2 separate regions of the Homo sapiens genome follow, and region 2 is linked to region 1. A link is a loop called in an ENCODE intact Hi-C map of the cell type or tissue named here. Cell type or tissue: psoas muscle. All regions are shown on one strand. Region 1 overlaps NFATC2 (nuclear factor of activated T cells 2). Region 2 has its middle 4.5 kb from the start of NFATC2.

Evidence for each region. Hi-C counts contacts between places; a loop is a spot of excess contacts. Peaks named below come from ENCODE experiments on the same cell type or tissue, not always from the same donor. Only the 100,000 strongest peaks of a DNase experiment are listed, where the experiment ranks them.
Region 2: it touches region 1 in a loop (2.3-fold over the local background); 17 of 110 quality-filtered maps call a loop at or near these places.

The regions. Positions count from the first base shown.
Region 1 is chr20:51,461,874-51,464,373 of GRCh38, reverse strand. The region is part of intron 5 of NFATC2 (nuclear factor of activated T cells 2); the gene reads left to right. Among named protein-coding and RNA genes, the nearest start is that of MIR3194, 10 kb to the right of the region's middle. RefSeq lists an enhancer at 812-1,772. In psoas muscle, no CTCF peak of the experiment used is centred here; a DNase peak (open chromatin) is centred at 1,293; H3K27ac peaks cover 398 bases.
Region 2 is chr20:51,545,960-51,548,459 of GRCh38, reverse strand. It overlaps a transcript of NFATC2 not described here. Among named protein-coding and RNA genes, the nearest start is that of NFATC2, 4.5 kb to the right of the region's middle. In psoas muscle, no CTCF peak of the experiment used is centred here; no DNase peak of the experiment used is centred here.

The sequences.
Region 1 (2,500 bases):
CTTTCCCTATCTGTAAAATGGGGAGAATAATAGTACCTCCCTCAGGGTGGCGGTTAAATGCGTGTGTGTCTCACACAGTAAGTGCCAGACGTGATCCCACAGGGTAACTCAAGTGCCTCCTTTGTGGTGGCCTTTGTGGTGGCCCAGTGTGGACGGATCTCATTGTCTTGCCTGCAGCCCTCCCGTAGTTCTGTAAAGCAGGCTTTACGTACCTCTGGCTGCCACCCTGTCACTGCAGGAGTCTGAAACCCAGGCAGCAGTAGGCCGGTGTGAGAGGAGAGTCGAGCAGACAGCCTGCAACATACCCTGCTGCTGGGAAGGAACCCCAATAGTTATCTGGCCCAGTGGGGTGGGCCACCTGATGAGTGAGTGGAGGAAAGTTGTTTTTTTTTGGAGAGCCCAGGATTGGGGTGGCTTCTTTGCTGATTGAAATAGTTACCTACCCGGCCCTTTACTGGGCTACTTATGAGGGAGCTGGGAAGGCAGAGTGCCCTTCTGAACACCTACGATGTACCCACAGATGCACTGAGGTTAACTCATTTCCATCCTCATCATAACCTCAGAAGGCCCATCTTAAACGTTTGCTCAGTTCATTTGTTCGAAGCATTTGATAATATGCCAGTGATGGAGGCACAGAAAAGCACCCTTGCAGGGTGTGGGCGCCTGCAGGCTGAGGCTCCGAAGGATGAGTGACTTGCTGCAGTCCCACGGCTGGCAAGGCAGGGGCAGAGCTGGGGTTAAAGCCATCTTCTTTTCTCTGTCCCGGCTGCCTGGGTTCCTCAGTGATCCAGAGCTCATCAGGTTTTGGACTGAGAATATTCTGAAGAGGGTGCCTGTTAGTACATTGGAATGGTAGAGTAATGATCTGATGGGAGGAGAGACAGCAGCTCCTACTCTCCCTGATGTCCTGTGGAGTGGATGAGATAGGAAAGTCTCACAGGAGGGGCCGTGCTGCTGCATTTCTCCATATGAGAAAGCTGAAGCTGAGGCCCCCCGCCACCGAGGCCCACAGCTACAACTTTGTCACTCACTGTGTGTCTCATGCATTTGCACACATCATACCCCACTCCCTTGCTGTGGACCTCAGTGGTTCCCTCAAAGAGGTGAGCCCCACACTAGGGGAGATTTTGGTTCCCCTCCACTCTCCCACTTCCCAGGGAAGACCCAGGGAACAGCCAGAGTGGAGGCTGAGGGGCCTGTCTGCTGGCCCTGCTCACAGCCTCTCCCGGGAGATGCCTGAGTCGGCAGCACATTCTGGGCCAAGCCAGGCCCAGCCAGACCAGGCTCACAGCCAAGGATGGGGCCTGATACAGAGACAAGAAGGGCTGACAGCAGCTGGAGCGCCAAGGCCAGGGTTGCTCAGTGCTCGGGCCAGAACGATGACCAATGGGAGGAACCTTCTTGCCTGGGCTGGCCGGTGTCTTTCCCACGAAGTCCTCCGTTTCACTGCAGAGGGTCCCATGGGGTAGCGGAATCCCCCAGTGTAGGTCCAAATTCTGCTTGTCCATTTGCTGTGAGCTCCCAAGCTTATTCCTTCTCCTCTGGGAGGATCAATGTCTTCTACTCTAAAACGGGAGTGATTCCTGCTTTGTGGTCTCATGAAGTTTAGCAATAAAAATAAACACAACTAACATTCACTGAGTCCTGATGAGATGCCACGCAGGCCCATGGATTAGCTCATTTAATCTGCAGGCAGCCCAGTGAGGTTAGTGCTGTGATATTCCCATTTTATAGATGAAAAACAGAGGCAAAGAAATTAAGTGTCTTGCTCAAAGTCCCAAAATTAGAATGTTACTTTTACGTGTGAACCCTAAATTGCTTCTTGGTGTGGGCGTTTTATAATATTTTTAAAAATGTGTATATGTTGTGCCTGCAATCTGTAGTCTTTATAGCATTTGTAATTGTCTGCTATTTATTTTTAGTTTTTTGAGACAGAGTCTCGCTCTGTCATCCAGGCTGGAGTGCAGTGGCGCGATCTCGACTCACTGCAACTTCTGCCTACCGGGTTCAAGCAGTTCTCCTGCCTCAGCCTCCCAAGTAGCTGGGATTACAGGTGCGTGCCATCATGCCCAGCTATTTTTTTTTTTTTTTTTGTATTATTAGCAGAGATGGGGTTTCATCATGTTGGCCAGGCTGGTCTCAAACTCCTGACCTCAGGTGATCTGCCAGCCTCAGCCTCCCAAAGTGCTGGGATTACAGGCATAAGTCACCCTGCCCGGCCTGTTATTTCTTAAATTTAAATTTATTTTTATTGTTGAAACAGAGTCTTGCTGTGTCACCCAGGCTTGAGGGCAGTGGTGCAATCTCAACTCACTGCAACCGCCACCTCCCAGGTCAAGCAATTCTCTTGCCTCAGCCTCCCAAGTAGCTGGGATTCCAGGCACGTACCACCACGCCCAGCTAACTTTTTTTGTAGTTTTAGTGGAGATGGGGTTTCACCACCTTGGCCAGGCTGGTCTCGAAGTTCTGACCTCAAGTGATCTGCCCACCTTGGCCTCCC
Region 2 (2,500 bases), 84 kb before region 1:
AGACAAATATCCCTGCCCTTGTGGGGACTGCATTCAAGTGAAAGGAACAGGCAATAAAAGAAATATACATATGAATAAAATACACCATAGCGGAAAGGGCAATGAGGAACATGAAGCAGGGTGAGGAGACAGAGAATGCCGGGGGATGCGATTTTTATTAGGACAGGCAGGGAAGGTCTCTAACAGGTGACTTTTGAGCTGTGAAATGAACAAAGTAAGGTAGTGGCCAGGCAATATCTGAGGGAACAGTAAGTACAAAGGCCCTGGGGTGGGGTCATGTGGGCGTTATCAAGGAACAGGCGGACGATCAGGGTGGCAGAGGGAGTAAGAGAAGGGGAGAATGGCAGGAGATGATACCCAAGGAGAGTCAGGTGGGACGTAGCTTACGTAGGGCCTTGCAGACCAAGGGCTTTGTATTTAATTTTAATTTAATGGGAAGCCACTGGAGGGTTTATCAGATGTATATTTTTTAAAGGCTCCCTCTGGTTGCTCCACATAGGGGCAAAAGTAGAAGTAGCAAGTCCAGGGAGGAGGCTTCTGCAGTTGTCCAAGTAAGAAATAATGAAGGCCTGAATTCTTGGGAGGTGGGAGGAAGAACAGTGAAGTTAGTGAGAAATGGGTGGCTTTGGGTTACATTTGGTGCAACTGCCTGCTTTTGCTGAGGGTTTGCACGTGGGCATGAGAAAAGGCGAGGACTCAAGAACCACTCTTTGGTGTTTGATTGGAGAACTGGATTACAGGCAGAGCAATACTTGAGTTGAGGCACAGTGAGGCAGGAACAGCTGGAGACGTAGGGTTTGGTTTTGGACACATTCACACTGAGGTGCCTGTTAGATGCTCCCGTGGAGATGTTGGGTCGTCATTGGATATACAAGCCTGGATTTCTGTGGAGAGGCCCAGGTTGTAGATAAAAATGAGCTTTCTACCAGAAGGTGGAAAGGAAGGCAGAGCTGTAGGTGGTGGGTAACTCCAGGGCCATCTTGAAGCAGCCTGGGGACGCAGAGCCACCTTGGGTGGTAGGAGGAGCTTCTTGAAGGCGTTTCGGGAGTCAGTGCTTCTTGACTGTTTCTATCCAGGTGGACCCAAATTATGCTCCATTTTAAGGAAGCCTAGAAGAGGAAGAGAGGTAACTCACAGAGGGACCAAAGGATGACAGTCTATGAGTCTTGTGAATCCTTCCACATTTTCTTATCTCTATGGCTACCACTTGTCTCTGTAGTCTACGCCCCCATTATCTCTTTCCTGGACGGCTATAAGAACCATCTACTTGGTCCTCCGGCTTCAACCCTTGCCCCTGCAATTTCTCATCCTCAGAGAACCCAGAGCCATCATCTAAAAACTCGTCTATGATTCTGTCATGTGCTGCCTAACACTCTCCAGTTGTTCCCAATTGCTTTCAGGTCCCAAACTCTCAACATGGTCTCCTGGGCCCCACTTACCTCCCAGCCTGATCTTACACCATCTTCTCATCCTTCCCTGAGCACCTGCCACTCCTGTCTTCTTTCGGGTCCTCCATCGTTTCATACTTTCCTCCTGCCTCAGAGCCTTTACACATACTCCCTCATCGCTCTGTTAGTACCTCCCCTCATCATTCCCTAACTAACTTCTACCAACCTTCCAGTCCCAGCTTAAACATCGCCTCCCTAGGGCAGCCTTATCTGAATTCCCTGTCTACGTCAGGTTTCCTTGACATAAGCTCTGTAACACATTCTCCTTGCCTTTCACGGCACATACCTCAGTCTGTAATTAGACTGTGGGTTAAGTGCATGTTGAAGGGAGCTGAGTTCCTGGGCCAGGGTCAAATAGTACCAATGTGTGCTAGAAGTTTCAAAGTCTCAGTGGCTTCACTAGCTTTCTGTTGCACTTCGGTTGGAGAGGCTGGGGAAAAACTCAGAGGCCAGGGTGTCCAAAGGAGGTCAGACACAGGATAGAGAGAAAGTTGACAGCGATGCCCTGTGAAGATCACCATCCCACCTCCATCCCTCCACCTCCCAGAGTCACTCTCGATGCATAAAGCTCATGCATTCTGCTCCTGGACCTTGTTCCTAAGAGCACAGATTATTTATTTTTGAATTGAAAATATGCCTTTCCCCCAGCCCAAACTCCCACCCTTCAAGGTAACCTTTAGGGAAGAAGACCCTTTTACTCCCCACTGTCCAGCAGAAACTCTTTTATGGGTTGGCACCTAGTCTGAAGCACTTCCTTTTAAAGAACTCTGACTACAATAGTCCAGACTCCAAATCCTAGAAGCTTTGAAAATATATCCACTGTTCAGAGGGACAACAAAGGCAGTTAGACTGTCCTGAACGGTCCTGCCTCAGGCTGAAATTTTTGTAGCACTTGATCAGTTGCAAAGTGATCTTCCCTTTAATATCTCATTTTATCATTGGGTATCTGAAGAGGAAGTGGAATTGGGGTAAGAATTTAGGTTCTTGCCATAGCATTTGGGTGGCCAGGGTAAGCCTCAGGGTGGAGGACCCTTAAAGAAAACTCTAAGGAT